2 separate regions of the Homo sapiens genome follow, and region 2 is linked to region 1. The links are chromatin loops, found by intact Hi-C in ENCODE. Cell type or tissue: chondrocyte. All regions are shown on one strand. Each heading gives the region's core, and the rest is flanking DNA. Links, peaks and the distances in the headings are about the cores only. Region 1 holds the start of BRD4 (bromodomain containing 4). Region 2 overlaps NOTCH3 (notch receptor 3).

The links. A loop is a pair of places that touch in the nucleus more often than their neighbours do. Peaks named below come from ENCODE experiments on the same cell type or tissue, not always from the same donor. Only the 100,000 strongest peaks of a DNase experiment are listed, where the experiment ranks them.
Region 2: it touches region 1 in a loop (2.4-fold over the local background); 5 of 110 quality-filtered maps call a loop at or near these places.

Annotation. Positions count from the first base shown.
Region 1 is chr19:15,327,745-15,340,016 of GRCh38, reverse strand. It overlaps BRD4 (bromodomain containing 4), which reads left to right and starts at 7,478. Exons shown (of 20, transcript NM_001379291.1): 1 at 7,478-7,727. It overlaps LOC124904643 (a long non-coding RNA gene), which reads right to left and starts at 7,404. Exons shown (of 4, transcript XR_007067146.1): 1 at 7,369-7,404; 2 at 3,412-3,525. RefSeq lists silencers at 7,169-7,238, 7,379-7,478, 7,709-7,938, 8,139-8,238, 8,269-8,418 and 2 more and an enhancer at 6,596-7,212. In chondrocyte, for the core only: no CTCF peak of the experiment used is centred there; DNase peaks (open chromatin) are centred at 7,077, 7,356 and 8,405.
Region 2 is chr19:15,192,747-15,197,023 of GRCh38, reverse strand. All of the region lies in intron 2 of NOTCH3 (notch receptor 3), which reads left to right. Among named protein-coding and RNA genes, the nearest start is that of NOTCH3, 6.1 kb to the left of the region's middle. RefSeq lists enhancers at 1,458-1,958, 1,959-2,459. In chondrocyte, for the core only: a CTCF peak has its summit at 1,298; no DNase peak of the experiment used is centred there.

The DNA.
Region 1 (12,272 bases), core at 6,008-8,507:
TACAGGCACACACCACCACGACCGGCTAATTTTTGTATTTTTATTAGAGATCGGGTTTCACCATGTTGGCAAGACTGGTCTCGAACTTCTGACCTCAGGTGATCCACCCACCTTGGCCTCCCAAAGTGCTGCAATTACAGGTGTGAGCCACGGAGCCCGGCCTCTTTTTCCCTTTTTTTTTTTTTTTTTTTTGAGACAAGGTCTCACTCCATTGCCCAGTCTGGAGTGCAGAGGCTCAATTGTGGCTCACTGCAACTTCTACCTCCCAGGCTCCGATGATCCTCCCACCTCAGCTTCCCAAATAGCTGGGATGACAGGCATGCACCACCATACCCAGCTAATTTCTTTTGTATTTTCTGTAGAGGTGGCATTTCGCCATGTTGGCCAGACTGGTCTTAAACTCCTGGATTCAAGTGATCCACCCTCCTCGGCCTCCCAAAGTGCTGGTTTTACAGGTGTGAGCCACCACACCCAACCTTTCTGATGTTTTCAGAGCTGAACATGCTATATAAATTTATCCTTGTTTTTTTTTTTTTAAACAGTCTATTGATCTTTTATTTTTTATTTTTATTTTTTGAGACGGTATCTCGTTCTGTTGCCCAGGCTGGAGTACAGTGGCGTGATCTTGGCTCACTGCAACCTTCGCCTCCCAGGTTCAAGTGATTCTCCTGCCTCAGCCTCCTGAGTAGCTGAGATTACATATGCCTACCATCATGCCCACCTAATTTTTATATCTTTAGTAGAGACAAGGTTTCACCATGTTGGTCAGGCTGGTCTTGAACTCCTGACCTCTTAGAGTGAATAATGTGCTCAATACGTACATGAATTCTCTTGGCAAGAATTTTGCCCTTAACTTGTCCGTTTAGAAGAATCCCAACAGCATGCTTGGTAATACTGTAGACTCTTCCAGTTTTGCATGATAACAGTTGTGGGGCATTCCTTTGTGAACAGTACCCATTCCCTTGATGTCTACAACATTACTTTTCTTACAGATTTGCATGCATGTGGCCAAAGGAACAACTCCATGTTTTCTTTTTCCTTCGTTTTTTAGTTTAGTGTTTTTTTTGTTTTTTTTTTTAAACGGAGTCTTGCTCTGTCTCCCAGGCTGGAGTGCAGTGGCGCAATCTTAGCTCACTGCAACCTCCACCTCCTGGGTTCAAGTGATTCTTGTGCCTTAGCCTCCCGTGTAGCTGGGACAACAGGTGTGCACCGCCACACTTGGCTAATTTTTGTGTTTTTTTAGTAGGGACGGGGTTTCACCATGTTGGCCAGGCTGGTCTCGAAATTCCTGACCTCAAATGATCCACCTGCCTCAGTCTCCCAAAGTGCTGGGATTACAGGCATGAGCCACCATGTTATCTGAGATAGATAACATACTGTATGTGATCCTGACATCATCTCCAATAAGGCAGATCTCAGAGTATTCACGTGAAATGACTTCCAGCCAGACACAGTGGCATGCACCTGTAGTCCCAGCTATTTGGTATGCTGAGGTGGACTGGGAGGATCGCTTGAGTCTAGGAGTTCTGGGCTGTATGTATTAAATTAAAAAAGCTGGCTGGGTACGGTAGCTCATGCCTGTAATCCCAACACTTTGGGAGGCGGAGGTGGGCGGATCATTTAGGGCCAGGATTCTGAGACCAGTCGGGCCAACATGGTGAAACCGTGTCTCTAGTAAAAATATTAAAATTAAATAGCTGTGGTGGCGCATGTCTGTAGTCCCAGATACTTGGGAGGCAGGGGCATGAGAATCGCTTGAAGCTGGAGGCAGAGGTTGCAGTGAGCCGAGATCGCACCACTGCACTCCAGCCTGGGTGACAGAGCAAGACTCTGTCTAAAAAAAAGAAAACAGCAAAAAGCAACAGATATAGGATGATCCCTTTTGTTTAAATAACATAACTATTTCTATACATTGATACACATTGATGCATAGAATTAAAATCTAAGCTGGGCAGGCAGCTATAGTCCCAGCTACTCAGGAGGTTGAGGTAGGAGGATTGCTTGCGCCCAGGAGTTCAAGGCTATAGTCAGACATGATTGTGTCTATGAATAGCCACTGCATTCTAGCTTGAGCAATATAGTGAAACCTTATTGCTACAAAACACAAACAAACAAAAAAAATAAATAAAAAAAAAAGCCAAGTGTGGTGGGGCATGGGTGTAGTCATATGTACTCAGGAGGCTGAGGTGGGAGAATTGCTTGAGTGGAGAAGGGTGAGGCTTCAGTGAGCTATGATTATGCCACTGCACTCCAGCATGGGTGACAGGGTGAGATCTTGTCTTTATAACTTAATAAATAAATAAATAAGCCAGGTGCCATGGCTCAAGCCTGTAATCCCAGCACTTTGGGAGGCCGAGGTGGGCAGATCACTTAAGGCCAGGAGTTCGAGACCAGCCTGGCCAACATGGTGAAACCTCGTCTCTACTAAAAATACAAAACAATTAGCCGGACGTGGTGGCACATGCCAGTAATTCCAGCTACTCAGGAGGCTGAGGCACGAGAATCTCTTGAACCCAGGAGGTGGAGGTTGCAGTGAGCCGAGATCATGCCATTGCACTCCAGCCCAGGCGACAGAGTGAGACTGTTTCATAAATAAATAAATAACATGTGAACCATGAGGTAACAAGACTATTTTTATTAAAGTGACTCAACCAGATAAACATTTTCTGAGTTTGAGCTATCTTCGAGGAGTTAGGCAAAGCACCATGGAAGACAAAAAGAATGAGACATTGTTGTCCCAAACGATTTTTGGAGACAGCTTTTGGAACTGCCTTTACAGCCTGAATATTTTTTCCAGGTTGGATTTAATTTGTAGCAATGGCCAAAAGCCACCTAGTTCGGTCTAGTTATCAATCTAGATATATAGTTTTGTCTAATGTTAAGTGTGACTCTACAGTAAAGTGAGGGCTTTTATTATGTGATTTGCAAACCAACAGTTCCAAATTACTTCCAAAAACATTTATTGTCAACAACAATGATAATTTTTTTTTTTCGAGATGGAGCCTCGCTCTGTCCACCCAGGCTGGAGTGCAGTGGCACGATCTCGGCTCACTGCAACCTCCACCTCCCGGGTTCATGACATTCTCCTGCCTCAACCTCCCGAGTAGCTGGGACTACAGGCACTCACCACCATGTCTGGCTAATTTTTGTATTTTTAGTAGAGATGGGGTTTCACCATGTTAGCCAGGATAGTCTCGATCTCCTGACCTCGTGATCTGCCCGCCTCAGCCTCCCAAAGTTCTGGGATTACAGGCGTGAGCCACCGCGCCTGGCCAACAATGATAAATTAAGTGGATAATGCAGCAAGACAAGATAACTATAGGGAAGGAGAGCTTAAAATAGATACATTCTGGTTTCCTTAAAAAAACAAACAAACAAAAAACCCAGTAACAACAAACCAGTTGTTAATACCTATTCACAAAGCCCTGGGTACCCTCCTGCTCTTTTTCCATTTCTGATCATCTTCTGCATAATTGCCAGGGGTGCAAAATTAGGAGCCAGAAGATATTCACAAATTTCAATATTCTGTAATACAGAGTTAGAAGGAAGTTTCAATGAAGGAGTTACAATTACATCCTTTATTTCTTGCAGCTAATAACTTGTTTTCTCATGCTTTGTTAAAAATAAAGGGTTAGGCCAAGGCAGAAGAATCACTTGAGGCCAAGAGTTTGAGATCAGCTTGGCCAAGACAGTGAGATCCTATGGCTACAAATTTTTTTTTTTTTCGAGACAGAGTCTTGCTCTGTCACCCAGGCTGGAGTCCAGTGGTGCGACCTTGGCTCACTGCAACCTCCACCTCTTAAGCAGGCTCAAGTGATTATCCTGCCTCAGCCTCCCAAGTGGCTCAGATTACAGGCATGCAACACTATGCCTGGCTAATTTTTTTTTTTTTTTTTGAGACAGAGTTTGACTCTTGTTGCCCAGGCTGGAGTGCAATGGCGCGATCTCCGCTCACTACTGTATCCTCCACCTCCGCAATCTCTGCTCACTGCAACCTCCGCTTCCTGGGTTCAAGTGATTCTTCTGCCTCAGCCTCCTGAGTAGGTGGGATTACAGGCACCTGTCACCAAGCCCCGCAAATTTTTTCTATTTTTAGTACAGATGAGGTTTCACCACCTTGGCCAGGCTAGTTGTGAATTCCGGACCTCAGGTGATCCACCTGCCTCGGCCTCCCAAAGTGCTGAGATTACAGGCATGAGCCACTGCACCCGGCCTTTAATTTTTGTATTTGTAGTACAGACTAGTGTGTTCACCATGTTGGCCAGGCTGCTCTCAAACTACCGACCTCAGGTGATCCACCCGCCTCAGCCTCCCAAAGTACTGGCATTACAGGCGTGAGCCACTGCGCCCAGCCAACTACAATTTAAAAACTTAGCTGGGTGTAGTGGCACATGCCTGTAGTCCCAGCTACTCGGGAGGCTGAGGTGGGAGGATTGAATGAGCCTAGGAGGTCGAGGCTTCGGTGAACCATGAATGCAACACTGCACTCCAGCCTTTGGTGAACCATGAATGCAACACTGCACTCCAGCCTGGGCAACAGAGCAAGACCCTGTCATAAATGAATAAATTAATACATAGATACATGAATGAATGAAAAAATTTAATTTTTAACTTTGCTTAGGACCCATTAGTGATTTATGATTGCCCCTGGTTAAGCATGAGCAAACACATGATAGAAAAGAACTATTTTACTGGTATCCTATTATATCCATATATTCTGAAACCATGGGCCATCAGGAAATGTTTCATTACTTGGACTTAAAAAAAAAATACCACGCAGACTTTTTTGTTTTTTTTTTTGAGACGGAGTTTTGCCCTGTCACCCAGGCTGGAGTGCAGTGGCATGATCTTGGCTCACTGCAACCTCCACCTCCCAGGTTCAAGCGATTCTCCTGCCTCGGCCTCCTGAGTAGCTGGGACTACAGGTGCCCGCCACCACACCCGGCTAATTTTGTTTGTATTTTTAGTAGAGACGGGGTTTCACCATGTTGCCCAGGTTGGTCTCAAACTCCTGACCTCAGGTAATCTACCCGCATTGGCCTCCCAAAGTGCTAGGATTACAGGTGTGAGCCACTGTGCCTGGCCCCATGTAGACTTTTTAGAACTGAGTTTGCTTTCCTTTTTTTTTTTTTTTTTTTTTTGAGATGGAGTCTCACTGTCGCCCAGGCTGGAGTGGAGTGGCACGATCTCAGCTCACTGCCACCTCTGCCTCTTGGGTTCAAGTGATTCTCCTGCCTCAGCCTCCAAAGTAGCTAGGATTACAGGCACCCGCTACCATACCTGGCTAATTTTTATATTTTTAGTAGAGTCGAAGTTTCACCATGTTGGCCAGGCTGGTCTAGAACTCCTGACCTCAGGTGATCCACCTGCCTCGACCTCCCAAAGTGCTGGGATTACAGGTGTGAGCCACCGCGCCCAGCCTGCTTTCCATTTTTAAAAGATGGGAATACAAAATGCTAAGAGAATGGCCTGGGTGCGGTGGCTCACGCCTGTAGTTCCAGCACTTTGGGAGGCTGAGGGAGGTGGATCGCTTGAGCCCAGGAATTCAAGACCAGTCTGGGCAACATGGTGAGACCTCCTCTCCACAAAAATACAAAAATTAGCTGGGCACGGTGGCGCACACCTGTGGTCCCAGCTACTAAAGAGGCTGACGTGGGAGGATCACTTGAGACTGAGAGTTTGAGGTTACAGTGAGCTATGATCCAGCCACTGCACTCCAGCCTGGGTGACAGAGCAAGATCTTGTCTTAAAAAAAAAAATATATATATATATAAAAGGAAAGAGAAGTGGTTGTTTCCAGGTTTGAAAAATTTCACAGTATTATTTTAAGCTACAAGAGACATATGCCTAACTTCCTCCTTTTAGCAATCTCAAAACTACCCCATGTTTACTAAGCTCTTCCGTGGCCAGGTGGGGTGCTTTGGAAGCCCTAGAAGAGGTCATATGATGTTTTTTCCCCTCGGACTCACACATGTAGAGTAGGCACATACGTCCTGGAGCTGACTTAGGGTTGAGTCTTTTTCTTTTTTGGAGACAGAGCCTTGCTCTGTCGCCCAGGCTAGAGTGCAGTGGCACAATCTCGGCTCACTGCAACCTACGCCTCCCGGGTTCAAGTGATTCTTCTGCCTTAGCCTCCTGAGTAGCTGGCATTACAGGCATGGGATTACAGGCATGCGCCACCACACCCGGCTAATTTTTTTTTTTTTTTTTTGAGACGGAGTCTCGCTCTGTCGCACAGGCTGGAGTGCAGGGGCGCGATCTCCGCTCACAGCAAGCTCCGCCTCCCGGGTTCACGCCATTCTCCTGCCTCAGTCTCTCGAGTAGCTGGGACTACAGGCGCCCACCACCACACCCGGCTAATTTTTTGTATTTTTAGTAGAGACGGGGTTTCACCGTCTTAGCCAGGATGGTCTCGATCTCCTTACCTCGTGATCTGCCCGCCTCCCAAAGTGCTGGGATTACAGGCGTGAGCCACTGCGCCCGGCCCACACGGGGCTAATTTTTGTATTTTTAGTAGAGGCGAGGTTTCACTCTGTTGGCTAGGATGGTCTCCAACCCCTGGCCTCAAGCCAACCTCCTGCCTCTGCCTCCCAAAGTGCTGAGATTACAGGTGTGAGCCACCGAGCCTGGTCTGACTTGGGGTTGAGTCTTAAGGATGGGAAGGAGCTGGGCGCGGTGGCTCACGCCTGTAATACTAGCACTTTGGGAGGTCGAGGCAGGAGGATCGCTTGAGTCCAGGAGACAGAGACCAGCCTGGCCAACATCGTGAGATCCCATCTCTACAAAAAATAGTTAGCTGGGTGTGGTGGTGCACACCTGTAGTCCCAGCTACTTGGGAGGCTGAAGCAGGAGGATCGCTTGAGGCCAGCAGGTTGAGGCTGCAGTGAGCTATGACTGCACTACTGCACTCCAGCCTGGGGGACAGAGCAAGACCATGTCCCTTTTTTTAAAAAGGTGGGTTGGAAGAAGATCAACAGGGGGGCATAAGAGGAGAAAGGTGCTACCTCCCTGCCCAGGGGCAGCCAAGGAGGATCCGCCTCGGCCTTGCTCGCAGCCTCCTCTCACCTCCTTTCCTCCACTTCACCCCAGCCCCGGCGCCCCCATCGCAGCTCTCTCGCCTCAGCCTCCCTACCTGGGGTCCCCCCTTAGGGCTCTCTCCTCCGCCTCCTCCATCAGTCTGTGGGGTCCCTCCTCACCATCCTCCCTCCCTGTGAGGGTCTGTCTTCAGACCTTTCTTAGTATTTTGGATGTCTCTCTCAGCCTTCAGATCTTTTCCCGCAGGCCCAGCCTGCAGTCCGCCCGTTTCCCCCAGCCCGCTCCTTCGCTCTGCGGGGTCTCCTCCCTCAGTCCGCGGTATCCCCCACTCACCTCGCAGCCACTGTCTCTCCAGAGCTCGTTCGCGCTGGGCGCGGGGGCGGGGCGCGCACACCGGGCGGCGGCGGCGCGGGGCCGCGCGCGCAGCGTGCGCGGTGACGTCAGTGCGCTGGCGGCGGCGGCGGCGGCGGCGGCGGCGGCTGGGCTGTTTGTTCTGGTCTCCCGCAGCCGAGGAGCCGAAGCAGTGGCGGCGGCAGCGGCTGCGGCGGCTGCCGGCGGTGCCCGCGGGCGAGCGCGGCCTGTGAGCTCGGCAGAGCGGCGGGCGGGCCCCGGCGCCGCGCAGGCAGCTCGGGGAGGGGGCGGCGGCAGCGGGCGGACGGCCGGCGGGGGCGGCGTGCGGCCTAGCGTCTCAGGTGAGGACTGGTGCCCTTTGGGGCGGCGGACGACACTGGGCGGCTGGCGGAGGCTCGCGGCGCGGTCCGCGTAACCTGCATTGCGTAATGGGGCCGGGGCGCCGCCACCTACGCCATCCGCGCGGCGCGGGGGCGGGGAGGCCGGGGCTACGCGGGCTCGGGCCTGCGGGCCTCCCGCGCCGTTCGTTCCGGGCCGGGGCGGCCTGCGCCGTTGGTGTCGGGGCGGCGGGGTCGCTCGCGGCTGTCCTGCCTTTGGTGCCGTCGGACCCGGGCTTGGGCTGGCCGGCGGGGCGCGGGTGGGGGGCGCGGGCGCCGCGGCGGGGCCGGCGGTCGGGGGCGGGCGGGGGGCGGGCCGAGGCGCCCGGCACTTCCTGCCGCCGCCATTTTGTTAAGTGAGGAGGAGGAGGAGGAGGAGGAAGCGGCCGCCGCGGGGTCCGCGGCGCGCCCGGCCCGGGTAAGTCCCGGCCTGGCGCGGGGGCCGCGAGCGCAGCTGTCCCGGTCCGCGGTCCTCTAGGCGGGCTCGGCCGCGGCGCTCACGTGGGCCGGGGCCGGCGCGCTCTCCTTCTGGCACCCAGGTCGTTTTGCCTGGGCCGGGGCAGCGCGCCCCCACCCCCATCTCTTCACCTTCCCGGCGGTCCCCGGAGTGCTGCGGAGAAAGGGGCAGGTCCCCTGCGGAGGGAGGTGGCTGCGGCTGCACGCCGGTCTGAGGCCAGGCCTCAGGGCGGGAGCGGTGCCCTGGAGGCGAGCTTGGCCCGCTTGACGCACCCACTCTCAGCCTGGCAGCCCCTTGCTGGGCGCTTTGTTTTGCTCGGTCCGTGCTCGCCGGCGTCCTTGCAACGGCCTATTTTATTTGCAGTGTTGTGTGGTGGTGGTGATTGTGGTGATTTGGGGTGGGGATGTGGGGGAGTTGTGATTCAGCGAAATAAAATGATCCCCCTCCTCCCAAACGGAAATAGCATGGCTTCACTCGGCTGAGATGCCCCCAAGGCTTGGGTTTGCTTGAAGATGGGAAACCCCACTCTGTTGTAGTGGACGGTGTAAATACTTTAGTTCAGGCCGGTGCATGAGTCATGTGCTTCTCCTGGGTGGCTGACCTCCCTTTTACTCAAGACTACGCTTTGTTTTTTTAAGATTTTTATTTGCTTGTTTACTTGTTTACGTTTCGTGCAGCCTGGTGGGGTGTCTGGTCTTGGGTTCATTTCTCTGCGTGTGTGTTGGATGCTAGTGACCCCTTGGAATGTATGCCTCACGAGAATTGGAATGTCTTTGCTTACCTTCGACAGGGCTCTACCAGTCCGTGGTTCCAAAAACCAAGTCGCAGTTTACCTCGTAAGCCAGTGGCTCTTTGGGGCTGTAACAATGGTCGGGAGTTTTTTGTGAATGGAGCTGTCAAGTTCCCTACCGTCTTTGGAAGTTGTAAAGAAAGCGATACTCAAAAGGATTTATGAATGTGTTTTTAATTTCAAGAAAGTTTTTGATGGCACAATCTGTTTTATGATCTTGCCAATATATACATATACTTTTAGATGGAGTCTCGCTCTGTCGCCCAGGCTGTAGTGCAGTGGCGCGATCTCGGCTCACTGCAACCTCTGCCTCCTGGGTTCAAGCGATTCTCCTGTCTCAGCCTCTCGAGTAGCTGGGACTACAGGCGCCCGCCACCACATCTAGCTAATTTTTGCATTTTTAGGAGAGACGCGGGTTTCACCATGTTGGCCAGGCTGGTCTCGAACTCCTGACCTCAGGTGTTCCATCCTCCTCGGCTTCCCAAAGTGTTGGGATTACAGGCATGAGCCACCGTTCCCGGCCGCCAATAATTTCATAAAGCATTTATTTCGGTTTAATTTGGGTGGGGATTATGTTTTTTATCTTTTTATCTTATCACTGATGCGTTGTAGATAACCAAGCGCTTCCCCCCAAAAACTTCAGCCAGGGAAAGATAAACCACTCAGGGTTTCCATTGATCAAATGGAGAAGGCAAAGCCTAATCTGAAACAAAATGTATTGCTGCTCTGTTATCCACCATACCTCTTTCTTTGGTAGGAAACATAGTATCTTAAAGGCTCAAACTGGAGTTAGCCGGTCTCAGAATGGCTTTAGTTGGTCTTAATTGGAAGGAGTCGAGTCCACCTCCGAGTATCTTGCTAGCAGTCAGCCCAGTGGAATTGCTGAAGATAAGGAACTTTGCCTACGGATGAAAGATAAGAAGGTAGCTGCTGAGTTTTAAGGATTGTTTGGCTGTTCTGGGGTGCTATATGCCTAGCTTCGCTAGTCTGGAGGACAGCGAGGGAAAATTTTTAGCTAAGAATAACGAGAATCATTGGCCACTTAGTAACATTTCCACTAAATTATTGAATTGTTTAAAGGAATTTAGACTTTGTTTCTAAAAGTTGCCTTTTTGAGCCAGTTGTTGTGATCTTTGTACTAAATTGCACTTTTGCTTTAGGAGGTGGGGGTAACAATATTTTCTTGTTTCACAATTCAGGTTATTGAATGACTTCAGATTTACAGATTTAAGAGATTGAATTTTGTTTTGTTTTTATTTTTTATTTTTTTGAGAGAGTCTGAAGTCAGTCGACAGGCTGGAGTGCAGTGGTGCGATCTCGGCTCACTGCAACCTCTGCCTCCTGGGTTCAAGCGAGTCTCCTGCCTCAGCCTCCCGAGTAGCTGGGATTACAGGCACGCGCCGCCACGCCCAGCTAATTTTTGTATTTTTAGTAGAGACGGGGTTTCATCATATTGGCCAGTATGGTCTCGATCTCCTGATCTCGTGATCCGCCAGCCTCGGCCTCCCAAAGTACTGGGTTTACAGGCATGAGCCACTGCGCCCGGCCTGTTTTGTTTTTAAAGCAAAAAACCATTTGGCACCTCAGTGATTTGAAGACCCTGGGCTGTTAAATCTGCTTCTGACAACCTACTGTATAGTGTGTTGTATTTTGTGAATGTAAAATGTTTTGGTTTCTGATTTTGAATAAACTTGTAGAGTAGACCATGTTTGTCTTTATGTTCCTGGCAAATCTGTAAAAAGGAAAGATAAGCTTGTCATTGGAGCTCCTAATGTTTCATAAATCTTTGTGATTTTTGGTGTCTAGAAAAGAGTGTACATTTGCGAGGTGAGAATTGTGGGGAATTCCTTGCTGGTGCTGACATTTAATACATAAGAGATGAGTTTGGAAAGATAAAATTTCCTTGTTAACTTAAAAAAAAAAAAAGCAGAATGCGCCGGGCGTGGTGGCTCACGCCTGTGATCCCAGCACTTTGAGAGGCCGAGGCGGGCAGATCACCTGGGGTCAAAAGTTCGACACCAGCCTGACAAACATGGAGAAACCACGTCTCTATTAAAAATACAAAATTAGCCGGGCATAGTGGCGCATGCCTGTAATCCCAGCTACTCGGGAGGCTGAGGCAGGAGAATCGCTTGAACCCGGGAGGCGGAGGTTGCGGTGAGCCAAGGTCATGCCATTGCACTCCAGTCTGGTCAATAAGAGCGAAACTCCGTCCCAAAACAAAAAACAAAACCAGAATGTAAGTTGGATGAGGGCAGGGTTTTGTTTGCTTGGCTTTGCCTGTTTTATTCTGTTGTATCTTGTGCCTAGAAGAGCACCTTAAATAGTCTCAATGAATAAACGGGAGAAGTAATTGAGCAAGAATTTTGCATGCCGTAATGCCAAATGCAAATAATCCCGCTTTAAAAATGTTGTTAGCCGTGGACATAATTGTTCGGTAGTGACTTACAAGGAATGTGAGTTTCAACTAAGATAACGCTGGGGTCCCTCGGTGTTGTAGTAAACTTATTAGTCCGAGCAGCCTGGCATGCAGTGTGTTTCCATGCACTACTGGACATTTCCCACTTAGCAGTTTGAAGTGCGGTGAGTGGCTTTGCGCTGTGGTTCAACCCTGACCTGCCAAAAGTATTTTCAAGAGGGATATGAAGTGGGCAATAAACACATATGGGTAGCATTTCTTAATGTGAATCTCATGTTGTCAATAAAAACCTGTTAAGTTTTTTTTTAAACATTGAACACATTTTTAAATATTTTGATTTTATGTGTGCATGATTGGCCAATCTGTCTCTACAATTAGTCCTTGAGCCCTTACTATGTACAAGGAAAGACTGAAAGATATTTGTATAATGACTTTAATATGCGTAGTCTTTATTATTAGCGTGTTCATCCTCCACGTTTATTGAATATCAATTATGTATAATTTGAGCATACTATTATTGTAAAATCCTACCAAACATCTTTTTAAGAAAATAATAGCTTTGAGATAAACGTTGTTATACATGATACAATCATCAGTTTTTAAATGTATTTACAGAGATTTGCAGCCATCACTGCAACCAATTTTAGGACATTTCCACCCCCCCCCCCCAAAAGAAATCCATTACCTATCATTCCCCATGCTCCTGCCCACCCCCCGCCACTTTTGCCCCTGGAAGCCACTCATCTACTCTCTGTCTCTATGGATCTGCCTGTTATGGATATTTCAGGAATCCTACAATATGTAACCTTTTGTGCCTGGCATCTTTCACTCACTGTACTGTTT
Region 2 (4,277 bases), core at 3-2,502, 140 kb after region 1:
ACTTTGGGCTAGTCACTTTCCCTCTCTGATCATCATTGCACCTGTGAAATAGGGAATGCTTCACTGGCGACTGTGAAGGGACTTAACAATTTAGTTGTTAGATATCACAAGGAAAGGCAAGAGGTTGCAGGGAGCAGAGCAGAGGCTGGGAAGGAGCTGAGCAGAGACAGAAAGAGCTCAGCTTAAATTCTGGGGTCTGGGACACCTTGAGCATTCAAGCTTTTTGAGCCTCAGTTTTTGCATCTGGAAAATGGGGCAATAATAACTCCTGTATGCACTCAACATACATTAAGTGCTCAGAATATAGTATGTGCTCAACATAGGCATTATTATAAATAATAATGGTAGGGAGGCAGGAAACAGGTGCTCTAAGGAGAAGTCTCTCAAGGTTATGAGGAAATGCTTGGCTCCTTTCATGCTATCATTAATAACAGCAGTTCACGCAGTAGCCATTGATTGACTCATTAATGTATTCATTTATTCAGCATCATGTGTGCCAAGTACTGGGTCAGGCCCAAGCTGGGTGGGTCTGGGGTGATTTTAGACCAAGAAGAGCCGCTTTGAAGTTACACCTACATTTATTTTGGCTGGATCTCCCACTCGGGCTCACCTTTGTGGAGGGCTGAGCCTGACTGAGAGGGTTTCCTGGGGCTGGGGGGTCTGCGAAGGTGGGGCGGGATGGGGAAAAGTGTGACCTTACCTGGAGCCACACACCTGGGAGGGCGAGCGGTGGGGCCGGGCGCCTGCGCAGTGGAGCTCCGCGCCTGGAATACTGCCGACAGGTGAATGAGCCCGCGGCTGCCCCGCCCTTCGACAGGTGAATCACCGGCGCGCGCGGCGCCCGGAGCCCGGATCGCCCGGAGTGGAGCGGGCTCAGTCCTCCGAGTTGGGCTGTGGGAACCACTCCCTACACGCCCTCCACCCCCCACGAGTCTCTTTCACGGTCTCAAATACTCAAGTCCTTTCAAGGATGCCCCCAAGCTGTCACCCCACCCATGGATCCCCCAAGACCCCCCCACCGGCAGCAGACGTTTCCATAGACCTCGTCCCCATCTCCTAGTCCTCGCCTCACCCGCCGTGCCCCCCCTAACTAGGTCTGCGCTCCCCCCTCCGTCTCCCCCAAAGCTTAGGCCGTGGGGCGGGGCGCGGGCTGGGGCTGGAACCGGCCCGACCGGTCGGCGGGGGCGCGGGACGCAGAGCGTGGGAACCCGCCCGGGGCGTCGGGAGGGGGCCCGCGCGGGTCGCGCCCTGCCTGGCGGTGGGACCAGCTATCCTCGGCGCCCAGCGCAGCGCGCCCCCTCCCGACGCGCGGTCGGGGCCGCAGTGGTCGCCCTGCGGGCCTTGGAGGAGGGGACGGGAGCTGTGCCCTCCCCTCCCAACGCCACCCGCACCCTTGCTTGCTCGGCCGTGCCCCGACCTGTTTCGCTGGGGGCCGGGGTGGGGGGGATCTTGCGGGTGACGCTAAGGACTGAGTCAGCCGCTTGTTGAGTTCAGTCTCAGGCGTCTGGGACAAGCCGGAGGGAGGACAACCGCGCCAGGGGCGGAGGGTGGGGGGATAGAGGGGGGTGAGGGTTGGCAGCGTCGGGGGGCGGAGCTTGGACTCTCTGGCTTCTCTAAGCCCCTCCCTCTGACCCCGCTAGTGCCCCTTGGAGATTTCCAGTCTTAAGACCAACCCCTCCCAGTTCCAATTCCTCACACTCCTTGGTGGGCTTGGGGAGGGGGCTGCAGGTTGAAGGACCACCCCCCCAAGATGAGGGTACCAACAGTGGTGTCAGTACCCCAACCCTCCACCCTCCCATCCCTGCATAAGAGGCTATATAAGTCCCAGAGAAGGGACTTGAGGGTTTGTGGGAGCCCTGCTGTCTGTCCCTGTGAGTGAGAGTTGCTCATTTCCGCGTGGGATGCTGTGGGTTGGTGTCTTGAGTGCTGGCCAGGCCATGGCGTCCAATTGGTGTGTCCCTCTGTGTGTGTAGCTGTGGTTTCTGGGCCTGTCTGTGTGTGCCTGCGTGGTTGTGTCCTGGGGTCTGAGACTTCTTTTTTTCCTTTTCCTTTTTTTTTTTTTTTTTGAGATCGAGTATCGCTCTTGTTGCCCAGGCTGGAGTGCAGTGGCTCGATCTTGGCTCACTGCAGCCTCTATCTCCTGGGTTCAAGCGATTTTCCTGCCTCAGCCTCCGGAGTAGCTGGGATTACAGGCATGTGCCACCACACTTGGCTGATTTTTTGTGTTTTTAGTAGAGACGGAGTTTCTTCATGTTGGTCAGGCTGGTCTCGAACTCTTGATGTCAGGTGATCTACCTGCCTCGGTCTCCCAAAGTGTTGGGATTACAGGCGTGAGCCACCGCGCTTGGACATGGGTCTGAGACTTTTCATTTGCTGTTCCCTCTGCCTGGAATGCCGTTCCCCAGAAAGCCCCATGGCCCCCTCCTTACCTTCATATGTCTGTGAAAATAGAATTCCACCTCCTTGACCCCATCATTCTATCCCCCTTAACCCTGTGGTTTAGCTTCCTACGGCTGCTCTAACAAATTACCATAAACTGGGTAGCTTGAACAATAGTAATTTATTCTCTTGAAGTTCTGGAGGTTGGAAGTCTGAAATCAAGATATCGGCAGGGCTGAGCCTCTCCATGGGGACCCAGGGGAGAACTGACTCTTGCAGCTTCTGGTGGCTCCAGACGTTTCTCAGCTAGTGGCTGTCTCACTCCAGTCCCTGTCTCTGTCTTCTTCTCTTCCTTCTCCCACCCAAATCTCCTTTTGGCTGCCTCTCTCTTTTTTTGAGACAGAGTCTTGCTCTGTCACCCAGGCTGGAGTGCAGTGGTGCAATCTTAGTTCACTGCAGCCTTCAACTCCCAGGCTGAAGCGATCCTCCCACCTCAGCCTCCCAAGAAGCTGGGACTACAGGTGTGAGCCACCACGGCCAGCTAATCTTTTATTTTTATTTTTTAGGTGGAGTCTCTCTCTGTCACCCAGGCTGGAGTGCAGTGGCACGATCTCGGCTTACTGCAACCTCCGCCTCCCAGGTTCAAGCAATTCTTCTGTCTCAGCCTCCTGAGTAGCGGGGACTACACGAGTGCACCACCACGCCCAGCTAATTTTTGTATTTTTAGTAGCGACGAGGTTTCACCATATTGGCCAGGCTGGTCTTGAACTCCTGACCTCGTGATCCGCCCACCTCAGTCTCCCAGAGTGCTGGGATTACAGGCATGAGCCACTGCGCCTGGCCTGTTTGTTTTTTTTGTTTTTTGTTTTTTTTTGAGATGGAGTCTCCCTCTGTCAACCAGGCTGGAGTGCAGTGGTGCAATTTCGGCTCACTGCAACCTCCGCCTCCTGGGTTCAAGCGATTCTCCTGCCTCAGCCTCCAGAGTAGCTGGGATTACAGGCTCCTGCCACCATGCCCGGTTATAATTTTTAATTTTTTTTTGTGGAAAAAAAGTCTCCCTATGTTGCTCAAGCTGATCTTGAACTTCTGGCTTGAAGTGATTATCCTGTCTTGACCTCCCAAAGTGTTGGGATTACAGTTGTGAGCCGTTCTCTTGTATGAACACTTGTCACTGAATTTAGGGCCCAGGTGGATAATTCAGAATAATCTCATCTTGACATCTCTCATTTAATTACATCTGCATAGCCAGGCCTGGTGGCGTGTGCCTGTACTCCCAGCTACGCAGGAGGCTGAGACAAAGAATTGCTTGAACCCCGGGAGGTGGAGGTTGCAGTGAGCCAAGATCGCGCCACTGCACTGCAGCCTGGGTGACAGAGCAAGACTCCGTCTCTTAAAAAAAAAAAATTACATCTGCAAAGAGCCATTTAAAAAAAAAGTAAGGTCCTAGTCACAGGTTCTGGGACATGGATGTCATCTTTTCAGGGGCTGTGACCCAACTGACTACATCCTTCATGGTTCTGATGGCTTTCACCGCCCCCTGCCAGCATGTTGTATATTAATTTGTTATTCGTATATGTTCTCCTTGCCTGGACCTGGCTGCAAGGATCCAGAGGGATAGGGACCCCTTTCATTGTGTTTGTTGCTGTATTTGTATTGCTCAGAACGTAGTAGGTACTCAGTAAATATTCGTTGCATGAATGAATGTGTGTTTTGTTTTGTTTTGTTTCTTTGAGACCGAGTCTTACTCTGTCACCCAGGCTGCAGTGCAGTGGCGCGATCTTGGCTCACTGCAACCTCCACCTCCCGAGTTCAAGCAATTCTCCTGCCTCAGCCTCTTGAGTAGCTGGGACTACAGGCACGCACCACTATGCCCAGCAAAGTTTCGTACTTTTAGTAGA